Regions from separate parts of the Homo sapiens genome. Here region 2 is linked to region 1. A link is a contact called in ENCODE Hi-C or POLR2A ChIA-PET data. All regions are on one chromosome and are shown on one strand. The core of a region is the stretch at or near the end of the contact, and the rest is flanking DNA. Distances in the headings are between cores, read along the strand shown.

What was found. Hi-C counts contacts between places; a loop is a spot of excess contacts on that map. ChIA-PET counts read pairs that join two places held with the same protein, here RNA polymerase II (POLR2A).
Region 2: a map of endothelial cell of umbilical vein shows a loop between it and region 1 (5-fold over the local background). The contact joins two enhancer-like sites. A Hi-C loop is called at or near these places in 4 of 168 maps with a recorded cell type or tissue (HepG2, K562, endothelial cell of umbilical vein and 1 more). POLR2A ChIA-PET finds 5 or more read pairs at or near these places in 1 of 52 experiments (Panc1).

What each region holds. Positions count from the first base shown.
Region 1 is chr7:116,590,089-116,597,505 of GRCh38, forward strand. The region is part of intron 2 of COMETT (cytosolic oncogenic antisense to MET transcript); the gene reads right to left. Among named protein-coding and RNA genes, the nearest start is that of CAV1, 69 kb to the left of the region's middle. Within about 2 kb of position 2,568, at least 8 of the 41 ENCODE cell types and tissues checked have a DNase peak (open chromatin) inside an H3K27ac peak, as active enhancers do; they include endothelial cell of umbilical vein, where a contact is called at or near this core.
Region 2 is chr7:116,732,032-116,739,448 of GRCh38, forward strand. All of the region lies in intron 3 of MET (MET proto-oncogene, receptor tyrosine kinase), which reads left to right. Among named protein-coding and RNA genes, the nearest start is that of COMETT, 48 kb to the left of the region's middle. Within about 2 kb of position 5,365, at least 2 of the 41 ENCODE cell types and tissues checked have a DNase peak (open chromatin) inside an H3K27ac peak, as active enhancers do; they include endothelial cell of umbilical vein, where a contact is called at or near this core.

The DNA.
Region 1 (7,417 bases), core at 1,318-3,817:
CCATGCATATGCATCGTACTAAGAAAGATGCTTTCAACAACAATGTAATAAATTGCTCCCAGTCGCCTTAAGCCTTAAGTCTTAGAGGGGTGTGTGTGTGTGTGTGTGTTAGAGAAGTTGTTTATCAGAAGGAATTAGTCTCTTCAATGAAGGCAACAGAAGAAATCACGACAGAGTATATGCTAATGAAAGAGTTAAATGAGTGGAGTTTATTTTAGCTGCAAGAGCACACAAGAAAACATAGCGAATGATAAATAATTTGGAATTAGTCAACTGGGATGAGGTTTCTATTAAAATCCTTGAATGAGACCATTATCCTTTTAACAAAGAAAAAAAAAAGAAAGTCTGTATTTTAAGAAAGCTAAATTTTTTATTGATACATAATGACCATACATATTTCTGGGGTACATGTGAAACTTTGATAAATGCATACAATGTGTAATGATAAAATCAGGGCAATTGGGATATCTATCACTCAAACACTTATTATTTCTCTGTGTTGGGAATATTCCAAATCTTCTAGCTATTTTGAAATATACAATAAATTATTGTTAACTATAGTCACCCTACTCTGCTATTAAACACTAGAACTTATTCTTCCTATCTAACTATGTTTTGGTACCCATTAACAAGAAAGCTAACTTGTTAAGTTAAATAAAATTTAAGGAAATTGTCTAAGTATTTTATCTTTTTTAGACACCATAACAAATAGGAAATAACATATTTTTATATCTCATGACACTCCTAGCTTTTGTTTAAACCTGAACTCTCAAATACAGAGAATTAGCTTAGAAAAATAACTGCAGGGGTTAGGCTTTGAAATTTATCTTACTAAGCATGACAGCATGTTCTCAATGTTTTGCATGTTTCAATCTTTGTTTGTGAACTAGAAAAAGCATCTTTATTTAAATTCAATTAAACCAGACCTACATAGCTGAAACCCTGAGAGAAAACACAATTATGGAATCAATCCCAAAGCACTTGTATGGTGAATTCAGGCAAAAATGGAAATGGTCAATGTGAAATAACAAGATTAATATACAGCCAATCAGTAAAGAAAGTAAATTAAGTATATTGGTGAATACCACCCCCAAATTCATCAAGAAATTTTCATGTTTCCATACACTATAAATCTATATTATCTAAGACTGCAGCCTCTAGACACATGTGGCTACTTACATTTAAATGAATCTTTCATTAGACAAAATTAAAATTTAGTTCTTCAGTCTCACTAGCTACATTTCAAGTGCTCAGTAGCCACATGTGGCTAGTGGTTAAGGAGTGGACGGCACAGAGCTAGAATATTTTTATGATAACCAAAGCTCCATTAGATGGCGTTACTAAAAATCATCAAAATCTTGTCTCAATTCTTTGTTATAACATGTTTTGAAGGAATTTCACATAGTGAAAGAATAGCCATACACCTCCAAGTAACAACTGTTTCATTTTCTGGTTTATTGGGTGAACATATTCCAAGCTTCAAAATAGAGCTGGCATACATAACTATTGCTTTAAAAAGATAACACACAGGGTTCCAGAATTGGAAAAGACCTAGAGATAAATCATATATTCCATATGTTCCGTCATTCTCATCTTACCACTGAGGGCACACAGACTAAAAGAGGAAAGTAACTTGCCCAAGGTCATAGGAACAGTTGGCCCACAACGATAGGACCCAGCTTCCTGACTTCAGGTCGCATTGCGCATTCTGAACACCAGTAAGTAAGCTACATCTATCCTGAGACTATATGGTAACCTGACTACATCTCTCAAGTTATATGAAGAAACGAAAAGGAATAAAAAACGGAGACTCAATGTACTGTATACTTTATGTGAAATATTTAGCAGTACTCAAAATTAACACTAGGTGTCAGATCATCAGATTTGAAAAGCTAAACCTGATGAACTCGGAGATTTTCTGCTTGATTAAAAATAATCAAATCCATTGCAAATAAATCCATTATTTGATTAGAAATAATTAAATCCATTGCAAAATGGCATGGCATGATAATTTTGATTGACTTGGTCGTCCTCAGGAACTGAAGCTATATAATCAGTTAAGTCCCTGCTTCTGATCTCTTCTGATTTTCTTCTAAGAAGAGAATAATATTTATTTTTCATAAGTCTAAATTAATTTCTGTTAATTATTTGGGGACACTTTTAATTGTTCTCTGCATTTGAGAAGAAGCCAAAATGTTCAATTCTCCTTAACCTCTTAAGTCTCTTAAAGAGACTTAAAGTGGCATTATACTTCATCTTCTGATGTGTGCTTAACATCGCTACTGTGACACAGCTCCAGTACAAATATTAAAAAGTCTTTGCCTTAGATAATTTAAGGAAAGGATGCAAATGAAAGGCAAGAAATAAAGATTTAACCCCTGTATTGTCAAGCAACGTAGCAGGTTGAAGAGGAGGGAGATAAGGGGATGGGTTTAGTCGGAGGAAAGAGCGAATCTGGGGCACTGCTGATCAGGAGACGGGACTGGCTTGAGGGACACACGGCAGAACAGGCTCATAGCCCAAAGCCAGGTCTGGAGCTAAGGGCAGAGTGAAGAGGGAAGCTTGGCAAGAGAAGGGAACAGGAAGGAGTGTGGGCAGAGATAAGGACCGCAATCTAGCCAGCCGTGACTCTGCCCCTCCCTCTGAAGAAGAGAACTTTATAGAAGGGAAATCAGGCGACAAAGTCAAGGAAAGAGGTGATAGATTTAGAAGACCTTGAAGGGAAAATGAATCCATTGTCATTCTGGGGAAAATGGGAAGGGTAAGATTAAAAGAAATCAGAATTCAGAGCACAAGAAGAATTCCCATGAAAATATTACACCAAAATATGTGCCCATGAAATCACGTTCATTTTTAACAGAAAGGGAATTCCACAAGCAGTGACAATTGTCGATTTTGCTTGATAAGTTTTGCAGCAGTCATGGCATTCATGCTCCTATTCTCCAGCTTAGGAACACTGGGGGCCCCTGGAAACATCAGGGTTACCTCAAGATTTTCACACAAGCTGCCTGGACTTACGTTCCGGCTGCCTGACAGCCTCTGTGATCCTCCTATAGCCATTTTCAGGCACTTCACGGAACAGGCCTTGCAGTTCAAAAAAGCAAGTAGACAAAGTGTCCTCTCAGGCAGCCACTTTTTAATCCCCCAACACCCTTTTTTTAGGAACCTATCCAAAAATCTGTGGATCATATAAAGTTTCCTTTTCTTACCTCCTACCCCCGAATACTTTACAACATTCCACCAAATCTTACTCCCTCGGAGCATCAGGTTCCTAGTCTAACCAAGAAAGAAAGGTAATATGCTAATGGAAAGGTCTGGGGTGCCCTTATAACGCATAAACTTCTGGCTTCACCCAGGGCTGGCCTTGCATCTCAACAAGAGAAAACTCACAATTGCTTCAAGAGCATTGACAAAGTGAGGAAACTCACTGTTTCCTATGACCATTTTTTCTTGTATTTAGAGGAATCAGATTTCCAATGTTCTCAAACTGATCCCTCTGGCATTCTATTGAAAAACAATCTCATAAAACTGAGGGAAACCCTGCTGTTTTATGTCTGTATTCCCAAATCTAGGAAAAGGGAAATACCAGTTAAAAGAATACAGTCCCGGCGTGAGCTGAAAGGATTATTTTTCCGGAGGTTTTAAATCCCATGGTGTTACAGGGTGCTGCAGAGGTGCCTCAGAGCCTTTCAAGGGGCAAGGACATGCAGTGGCAAGGGAGGAAGCTAAGTGAGTATGGCTTAGGGCACGTTCTGCTAGCTTCATTCTTCTTCTATCTGTTTTATATACTGCAGTTCATATTAAAGTATATCTACATTTTAAAATGATTCCACTGGTAAATGTTTAACAACCAGCTCTCCAGAGAGTACAAAAAGCCCTGATCTGTAGTGTTTATCACTAGTTCATGGTGTGAATACTCCCTCCCACTGTGGCCAATTTCTTTTTTTAAATTATTTATTTATTTTTTTGAGACAGAGTCTCATTCTGTTGCCTAGGCTGGAGTGCAGTGGTGTGATCTCTGCTCACTTTAACACTCGCCTCCCGAGTTCAAGTGATTCTCTGCCTCAGCCTCCTGAGTAGCTGGGATTACAGGAGCCCACCACCATGCCTGGCTAATTTCTGTATTTTTAGTAGAGACAGGGCTTCACCATGTTGGCCAGGCTGGTCTTGAACTCTTGACCTGAGGTGATCTGCTCCCTTCAGCCTACCAAAGTGCTGGGATTACAGGCGTGAGCCACCATGCCCAGCCCACTACGGCCAATTTGAAGCTGCCGATGTGAAGTCTCTGAAGGCAAAGTTGGGAAAAGATGTGCAAAGTCAACTCTCAGCTCTCACCTGCATTTGTGAGGAGTTCCAGCACACTCCTGTACCACTCCTTAGTGGATGGAAAGAACTGGAACTCAGAACGACCACAGTAAAATGCAATTCCATTACCTATTCCAAACTACTAAATTACCCAGATCTACATTTAAATCTCATATGCAAAAATGGGTTTGGGCCTTCCTCATCATGATGATTGTGTCTTACCAGTAACAAACAAATATTAAATTAGACATGTAAATGTTAGAAGCATATATTCAGGATTTCCAGCTTCAATGGAAGCTTAGAACTCATTAGTCTCACCACACTTCCTAGGCCTAAATGCCTACTCTAATTGGCTTTTCAGCTCAATTGGTTTTACTGCAGTTCATATAAAAGTATATCTATATTTTAAAATGGTTCCACTGGTAAATGTTTAAGAACCAGCTCTCCAGAGAGTACAAAAAGCCCTGATAAGTAGTGTTTGCCACTGGTTCCCGGTGTAAATACTCCCACTATGGCCAATTTCAAGACAAAATTTGACAATGTCAGAAAATTGACCACATCTCAGACCATTCATGATCTCGTTAGGAAACACTCTTTCTTAAAGTAAACCAAGTATCTATTGCCCTGAAGCCCTATGCATTGTTCATTATCACCCATGTGAGGCCAAGCAAAACAACTCAAATTAAACCTCCATATTAACAGCCTCTCAACTGGGACACTAACATGTGCGTGCGTCTTCCCTTTCCAGCCCAAGCTACGTTAGTTTATTTGACTGTTTTCATGACATGATACCAAGCCCTGTCAACATCTTAGTCACTCTCTTCCGAGCTGGCTGCAACTTGCCTGTCCCTGTGCTTCTCTGAGTTTGTGATGAGTATCACAGGTATCACAGGTATCATGTGACCAATTCAGGGTAAATCGGAACCATTCCCTTCTGCTATTTACTTTCTACATAGCTACAACGTTATCATCCTTTTGACACAAAAGACTTCCTCGCACACGCCATTGCTAAGATACGTCTTCCCAATTCAATCCCCTTAGAATTGGGTTTTTGAGCCCAAGTACAGATTTTTACATTTATGACCATCTCCTTTCATCTGAAAAGACTTGGCTCATCAGGGCTGTCAGTACCTTTTAAATTCCTGATTCTCTTGTCCAATGTCTCCCTGTTTATTTTCCTGAGATCCAGACAAAGGACAAAATATGCAGATACCACCTGAAACTTATCTTTCAGGGGTTGGCAATCTATTAATCAATATCACCTGGGTATTACTGTTCTAATTCCCTTTGGAGAGTTAAAAATCACAGAGCCATTTAGTCCTAAATTACCTTCTGCTAATCATTATTACTAACACATGGGAGTTCCAGAACACCCTGAAGTGGGGGTATTGACCTCAAAGCATGTGCCCCTTGTGTCAGTGGGAAAGCCTTCTTCAATTCATAATGGTAGAATAAGAAGGAACTGGAGAGAGTGGGCAGGTTTCTTCCCACCTGCTGGTTTCTGTCCAAGGGGTGTGTGTGTGTGTGTGTGTGTGTGTGTGTGTGTGTGTGTGTGTGTGTAAAGTTTGTCTTTCCTTTATTTGAGCTCTGTCATTATAAGAGGAATCTAGATAATAGTCTCAGATAATAAAATCATCTATTCACATGCAAGGCAGTGTCTGCCATATCAATGCCATTGTAATATATTCTGTGCACCACAACTTTTCATTTGAATACTTAGAAGACTCTTCCTTGAGGTCAACAACAAAATAAAAGGAAGAGGAACTGCTTGGAAAAGTCAGTAATTTGCTCTATCTCAGGAGAATAGCATTCGGGAGGGAGTTAGAATGAAGGCACCAGGTTGATTTCCCATTAGTATCAATTACATGATATGAAACAAACCTGATCCAATGGCAGGGTAGCTATGGAAATCCCTACAACTACTCAAGGGTTTCAGATAGAGAATTTGAACATCAGAGTGGAATTTCTACCAGTATGGGGCACTGATTCTGGAGTGGAGTTGCTCCTAGTTCAAGGAAATGCTTGAGTGTTGGGTTTGGGGCCAGGTATACACTAAGGCTAGACTGAGCTTTTGTGCTTATGTGCTTTCACCACAGGGACCCCTTCAGCTCCTGGTCACCCAATTAACGCTACCCATGACATATGCTGAGAACTTGGGTGCTTCATGTAGGATAGGTAATTGTTTTAGTGTCCCTGAAGGTAATATACCTTGGCCATCTAGGTGAAATACCTAAGTTTAATCATGTAGCTTATCTAGTTCCTCTGAGGTAGAAGTTAAATGATGAACACAAAGGCAGAGTGGGCCTCAAATGGATGCATTCCAAAATTGACAGGAGCTGATTTTTTTTCCTGGATCAAGGAAGGAAGTGAGTATGGCCTCTTGGGTGTTCAGTCAAGAAGATTTGGGGGAATTCAGTCTAGGAAACATAGGCGTCCCAAAGAAGTGCTTGTCAAGGACAGTGCCAATCAGGAAAGGTAGAGGAGAATGTATGTGAAATTCCCCTGGAAACTGGAACTACAAAACAACCATGGATTTTTGTTCTGTGTAGAAAAGAGAAGATAAGAGAAAGATTTAGAAAAGGGATGGAAATGTTATTTTATTCCATTTTAAAGCTGTATTTTAATTTTACTAAACAAATGAAAAAACTATTTTTAAACTATTCACTAATGACCAAACTAAGCCTCAGAAAGGTTAAGAGACTGGCCCAAGTTCACAACTACCAAATAAAAGAACCAGAGTTCAAAAACCAGGTCTGTCTGATCCCAGAGATCTTTCCCCCATAAGGAAGAAGGGAGAGATGAGAAAGGGAAAAGGATGGAAAAGGAACATAATATTAATTGAGATCCTTACACAGGCCAAGTTCTATGCTAGGCGCTTTACATACGTATTTATTTGTATTATTTAGTCCTTACAACAACAGGTAAGGTTGGTATTTTTGTTCTGCTTTCCATCCGTGCAGTTTCCTATGGAAGTTGGAGGGTCCCCAGCACGTGACTCTAACACCACCTGTCACTTTCCATCCAACCTCAGTCTCCCTTCCCTGAGACGCTCAAAGTTTTCTGCTAGTATCTAAAATATTTAAAGGCCCAGACCTATTGATTTTCCTGGAGC
Region 2 (7,417 bases), core at 4,115-6,614, 140 kb after region 1:
GTGGTCTCTTTTTATTAAGTTCTTGAAGCTTTCAGTTTGAATCTGTTTGCTTTAATTTTCTCGTCCAGAATGGTGTGGCATTTTTTTTCCATTTATAATTTCTGTCACGTGATTGGAAAATAAAATGAAACAAAGCACTTCTAGGCAATTTTTTTTTATTTCAAGGGAAGCTACAGATCAAAGGAGAGCTATTGTGTGAACCATGCATCTTCATGAGAAGAAACATTCACATCATTGAGAAATATTGGCAGGAGTTAGGAAGGGACAACATTATCATCAAAATCCCATTGTAACTCAAGCTCTCCTGATTCTGTAAAATGGTAGGGTTGGATGCAAATAAGTTCAGATACAAAAAAAATCCAGATTTTATTAAGAAATGGTTTTAATGGATAGCAACAGTATTTCTGTACAACAAAAGTTTCCATTTCAACTTACTGTGTTTCCTAGATACAAGAACCATAGCACTTTGCAGAAATTAAAAGACTCTCTTGTTGGGTTGGTTTTTGCTGTTTTGTAGTTATTGGTGCCTTTAACATGAGTTGTTAGTAGATTCTTGATGAGGAAAGAATGACAATAGCATCTATGGAAATCTTGAACTTCTGTGAATACTAGAAATTTCTTTTAAAGGGAGATTTCGTAATTGTCTGATGTAGTTAGTACCCTCATCAGACAATAACCTCTAGTAAACCAACTGAGAATGATAAGCTTTTCCTATAACTTGCCTGTCTATACATCCTATATGTGTATTCTTCTACAAAACATTTTTTTAATTACCACTCTCTTTATAGCAGCCTGGATATTGATCATTGCCATATTTTAAAACCTGTAAGTTATGTTTTTCTTGTACTAAAGGGCATGGTGGAATTTTTTCAAGGTCAAAAACCATGTAAATAAAACCTTCCTAGCTCAAAACTAATCATACAGGTCCTGTTATCTAATTATTCCCCTAGTAATCTCCCTTCTATTGCTTCACATTGAACTACGCCTTTTCTCCCCCTTTCCTCTGTCCATTCCACTGTGCTTGTTTATCCAACTCATCCATCTTGACCATTTAATTCTATCCTTAACTTCTCAAACCTGAAGGAGGGAAGCCCCGCCCCTCCCACAGAGACATGCACTCTAATGGATTTGAAATATGCTCATATCTATTATGTGTAAAATGTGTAGTATTGTTCTGTGTTTATACATGTTTTTAATTTACATCAATGGCATTCTATACAATTGCAAAAATACAAAGAAGGACTAGAAAAGCTGGCATCTATTGATTTCCTAATGTGTTCATTATGTTGATTTGCCCCCTTTTATCTTTATTTCTGCTTTTTTTTTTTTCAAAATCGTCCATTACCTCACCAATCCAGTTTTGTATGAATAAGCTTTTTATGATTACTTTAGCTCCGACTTTTTTTAACATCAAAAGTTCCCTGGCCTATTTCCACATTCTAAAGTTGTAATACAATTCCTTATTTAAATATGTTGCTTTATTAACTGAGTAAATTCTGCTGTGTGACAGAGTCAATCGCCTGAGGGATATGTCACGCATCAGTCTCATTATAGAAACGCTGTAGCAAATGTTTTATTCTTGTCTCCTAGCCTTTGTGTAAAAGAAACTATATTTTGCCTATTAACTATGCATCCAAAACAAAAGGTAAAAAAAATGCTTATTTTATGAAAAGTACTGGTATCACTGATTTTTTTTAAAAGTGGCTTTTAATTTATCAAATAAGTATCAAGAACTACCTAACTTTGCTTTACTATACAAACGAATGAAGCAAAGGAAACAGTGACACAGAACTTACCTTTAAGAAATTAAATTTTAGTAGGAAAGATACCTGATAATAATAGTACCTACAGACAAAGGGCTATTCGAAACCACAGAGAATCTATTTCTCTGACGCTTGCCTAAGAGAATTTCATTCCATTAAATTTTATAAAGAAACCTAAAGCATTTGAAGGATCAAACAATCAACATCACTGAAGTCCATATATTTACAGTAAATAATAGTGCGGGAGGAGTCAGGAGTGGAGCACAGATATGGCAACCTCCCACTTTAATCTGTCAGAGCAGTGACTTCCTACAAAGTTCTGTAAATGTTTTGACTGCACCACAGTGTTAAATGTATGGCTAGGCCTGAGTTTCTACAACTCGTGTTTTAGTAAATACGATGAAGTTTCTGTTACAAAATAGAATGGACATTTTTTTTCCCCCCAAAGACAGCTGCCCTACACAAAAGGGAACAGAAAGATGATTTTACTTCCTTCCTACCCTGAAGCCTAATGGCAAAGTTGCTTTGCAAATTTTTTTCTCCCAAGAGTTTGCAGCTGTTTCTGTCTTTCCTATTGTGCTTATGTTCAGCTCTGGCTGGGAACACAAGCTACAGCCCCAGCTGTTGGGTGCAAAGTGAATCAGGTATTTCACAGTGGTCATTTGATTAGAAAGAATTATATTGTTTAGCTAACAACATTTTGTGTATGGCAGGGAAGACATTTTTGACATGTTCCTAACATTTAATGATGTGTAACTTATCTTGTACAGGTGCAGCTATATCTGAAAATACTGATGCATACATATATTTAAGTCTCAATATCTGCAGAGCCATGTCAATGTAGATGAAGATTTAAAAATAATTTTTATTTGCATGATCACTCTCTTGGGATACTTCGAAGTAAAATAGTAGGATAAGCAATGTTTGAGATAGTGTAAGTGAACAATGAGAACGTGCCTTCTTACAGACTGGGGAAGGAGATGTAGAACAGAGTCAGACTTGGGAACATTAACACAGTGTACACAGCTACGTGGGAGAGGGAAGAGGGATTCTCATGAAGATCACAGGACTAATCACAGGGATTGTCCACGTCTCCCTTCTGAGCGCCTCGTCTAATCTACATCCAGAACAATGCTTCCTTGATTTTTTTTAACAGCACTTGTATAAGGCTTTTAATCTCTAAATGCAAAGCATTGCTATTAAAATATTTGTGCATGACTGTCAGGCCAGGGAGAGTGAGTGGATCAGGGATGCGAGAGGGGGTGGGGAGGCCCTTTCAAGAATTGTTTCAAGTTCAGCTCCACAAATACTCACTGGGCAACTACTATGTGCACTACACTGTGCCTGCTCCCAATGGCCACAGCCTGGGCACTGTCACTGCTGCTACTGGGCTCCGTGGTTCCATCCTAGCTCTTCCCGCATGCCCCTTTCGCCTCTCCAAGTTCCTAAATGTTGTTACCACCCACTCATCACTCCTGTTCTCTTCTGCCTCTTAACTGGACTAGTTGGATCTTAAGTAAGAAACCCAAGGAGGTAGAGATCACCTAAAAAGATGTCCCATGTTCAAGATCATTACTTATGACCACTACTTAAAGGACTGTGTTAGTAATCAGTGAACCTAAGAATAATTACTCACTTCCAATAAGAAAAATTTGTTTATCTGTTGACCTCCTGTCTTCAAATTCCTTCAGTTCCCGTGCCCCCATCGTGGCATGTCAGTGCTTTCTGTGAGAAGCCTGTAGTATGCATCATGTTTGGAATTACTGCCATTTTAGAGTATGTAGATGCAGATCCCCAATTCGTCAATGTTGTGAACATCTGGCAGAGACACAGCTGAAGGAAGCTTCAACTTGAACAATGATTCTCTTTAGGGATTTCTAACTTACCCATCTCTTTTATAAAATAATCAGATAAAAATATTATCTGCCTTTTTGTGTGTGTACATCATTAACTTAGTTTTAACCCTAAAGAATGTTAGCTTTGGCTTTTTTTTTTTTTTTTTCACAGTGTCTCGCTCTGTTGCCCAGGCTGGAGTGCAGTGGTGCAATCTTGGCTCACTGTAACCCCCACCTCCAGTATTCAAGCAATTCTTGTGCCTTAGCCTCCTGAGTAGCTGGGATTACAGGCACGTACCACCATGCCCAGCTAATTTTTGTACTTTTAGTAGAGACGGGTTTTTCGCCATGTTGGCCAGGCTGGTCTAGAAATCCTGGCCTCAAGTGATCTGCCCGCCTTGGCCTCCCAAAGTGCTGGGATTACAGGTATGAGTCACCGTGCCCACAAGATTTGGTATATTTCTTTAGAGGAAAATACACTCAAGGGTTCTGAAATTTCTTTTGTGTAAGAAAGAACTTTTTATAAATAATAATTTCAGTTATGTCCATAACTAAAAATCAAGGATTCCATTTATATGAAATATCTAGAATAGGAAAACCTATAGAGATAGAAAGTAGATTAGTGGTAGTCAAGGGCTAAGAGGATATGGGGAGACTGGGAATGACAGCTAAGGGATGTGGGGCTTCTTTTTGAGATAATGAAAGCATTCTACAACCCTGTCTCAAAAAAAAAAAAAATTAAAACCGTTCAATTGTCCACTTTAAAAACAATGGGGGAGGTATACAGAAACTGCATACAAACATCTTATCTTAAATTGTATTCATCATTCTTAAAATTTAATTCTATTAATAAAACGGTTTAATTAAAGATAAAACTGTATATGGGAGGTAAGGAGATATGGCCTTTACATATTTGTGGATATCTCACACAAAGTTACTTTGTTCAGGTTTACAGATTTGGGGGCCTAGCCACAACAGTTTTATTTGTACATGTATTTCTTCCCCATGTCCTATCTACAAGGGGCTATGTGAGATCAAAACCACAACCATTTGGTAAATTCAGATTCTGCCCTGCCCCAAATGTATTAGTCCTGTATTTTCAAGGCCATTAAAGAAAAAATATCCTGTGACCTAATTACTAAAGATTAGTTGTTGAATAGTAGGAACTCAAAGATAATTGTTGGTCTTCTATTTTATGCGAATTCTTCTAAGATTCCCAGGTTATTTATCATAAGAATTACATTTACATGGCAAATTTAGTTCTGTTCCTAGAAATATCTCCATGACAACCAAAAGGAACTCCTAATTTCTGGCACACATTACTTCAGGGGTATTTTGAGAGTTAAAGTGGTTAATCGATTATTTAGAATCCTAGCAATAAGAGAAAGAAAAGAATTAAGGGTAGAAAAACATTTATAGCAGTAGGTATCCCTGCAGAGAACGGGCTAATGATCAACTAAAAAGGCATTTGCATCTGTGGTACAGCCTCTGCGCAAAATTCCAAATGGCATTCTCACTTCCAAGTCACCTCACTTCTCCATGTGCCTTCCTGTCTTCTCATCTTCATCCCATTTTCTATAGCAAGCAACACTCATGCTAACTCGTGATCAAAAGTAGAGCTTGGCGGAGTGTGCTAGTAACATTTTCTCTATGCCCTCAAAAACTAGTTAGATGCAGAGACTTTCTCCTTAGGCACACTTAACTTGTGCAGCAAAAATTACTGAAACACGGAGTAACTGGCGAGGCAAATATATTGTGAAATTTGTTTTAGTACTTTTACTCACGAGTGGCTCTTGGGAGCTCAGAGTTGAAGCTTTTTCAATGGTATTTACTCTGGTGCTCCAAGAGCCTAGCAGTTGAGTGTTTAAGAGGTCAAGCACATGGATTCTGGCCTCAGATAAAGCTCTGTGGAAATCTGACTCATGTACTTTCTAGCTGAAATTCTATGTTGTATTTTTTTTAAGGAAAATAATAGTACCTACCTTATAGGAGTATTGTGAGGAGTAAATAAAATCTCCATTTAAAGCACTTGGCACAATATGTGACTCAGTTTCCTGTTATGAAAGTACAAACATTTGGTGCTTTTCAGACAAAGCTTTTTAACAGAGGATACACATATCAATCAATCCAAGTCCAGAGGTGCAAAGAGCTTCCGAAAAGAAAGAGAAAGGTTAATTCTTTCTGGGAAAGGACTATTTGGATGGGCTTCAGATATTTCATAAAGTCAAAGATGATGACCTAGTAATTAAGAAGGGATTGCTTATTATAGATTTGGGAAATGGTATTAAAAAGAGCAAGAAGGTAGGAGAAAAAAAGGGCTCTAGGAGGTGATTGTTATGTAGCCGGTCTAAGTAGAACGGAGGAAACCAGGGAGACAGACACAAAATGCAGGTGTCCATTGCAAGGTTCATAGTGATGAATAATCTTCAGTGAAGTGCAAAGCATAGAATGAGCTGGAAAACAAAGTCAGGGTATTAAGACAGACTGGTGTTCTGTGTTGCTTTTGACCTGTGTGTGAGAAAAGGAGTTTTTTTGCTTTTGTGTTTTTGTTTTTGTTTTGTTTTTTGTTTTACCTTTGCAGTTTGAAGTGATTGGCAACAGCCAAAGAAATATGGGGGGTATTGGGCAGGAGTATAGGAAAAATGAGATGTGATGAGCCCAGAAGGGAGTTAAGATTGCAAAATTGGGTAACCAAAATCTGGAGAATTTGTAATAGAAGCTTTAGAAGTCTAACATCTGATATTCTGCTTGTAACCAGTACCCAAAGGGAGGTGGGACTGGTAATTGAATTTCTGTTCACTTTGCCTGCAAAGGTCACCAATACCTATTGGGCCCTAACTTTAGGAAATAACAATAGTTTCCAACCTTTCCCATCCTGACCAAGTGACCCTTCATCCATCACTTAACTTCTGTGCAAATATAACCACCCTTTTTAATGGAGATGTTTTGAAAGCGTTGAGTGTTTAGAGTAGAACAAACATTAGAGCACAAATGTCATGATGTTTAACTTTTACAGCTGTATGTGAGCTTGGTTAGTTTCTCTATCAACAATCCACTCTCTGAGAACAAATTAGGTACTTTGAGAATCTTCCCAAATTGCTTCAGGATACTTGGCTCCTTTGTTATGCTGAAGAAAAAATTTACAATTGTTCCCCAGAACATTTATATGTTGTATGTGTTTGTTAGAGTACAAAGCAGTTAATTATTGCTGTAATTTTCATTCCCATTATACGAATGAGAAAGCTGAGGTAGAGGGAGTGACTATGTAATCGTAATCTCACAGATGTCCATGTTTGTCCTGTGATTTCATACCCATCGCGAGTAAATGCATGTTCAATGCAATGTAAAAGGCTATTAGAGATGTTGGGCAATTTCACAAAGTAGATTTCAAGTCTAGGGCTGTGCTGAGCCTCCTCCACCTTCATGTATATGCAACCCAGTGGCCTACTTAAGAGTGAAAGTTTCTCTGAGAACTCCAACACCCTCCTAAAAATCTAAGTGTTCATGTAAGATAATCATTTGGATTTTATCCCAATTGTTGTCAATTATGCTCTGAACTTTATTATTACTGGGTTCTAGGAACAGGACAGATGGAAATTAGATAGCTGGGAAACATCCCAAATTTTAAAAACCTGAAAGCAAAAATGACATCAATCATCAAACCTCATTTCCCGGGCATTGTTAAAACCATCAGGCCTTATTTTAAAGCCAGACCAAGAAGCAGAGTTTTATAATCCAAGTAATAATATATTGTGGGACAGTGGTTTATAAAAAAATACAACACATCATTTCAAAGTAGCTGGGGGCCTGTTTTGACCT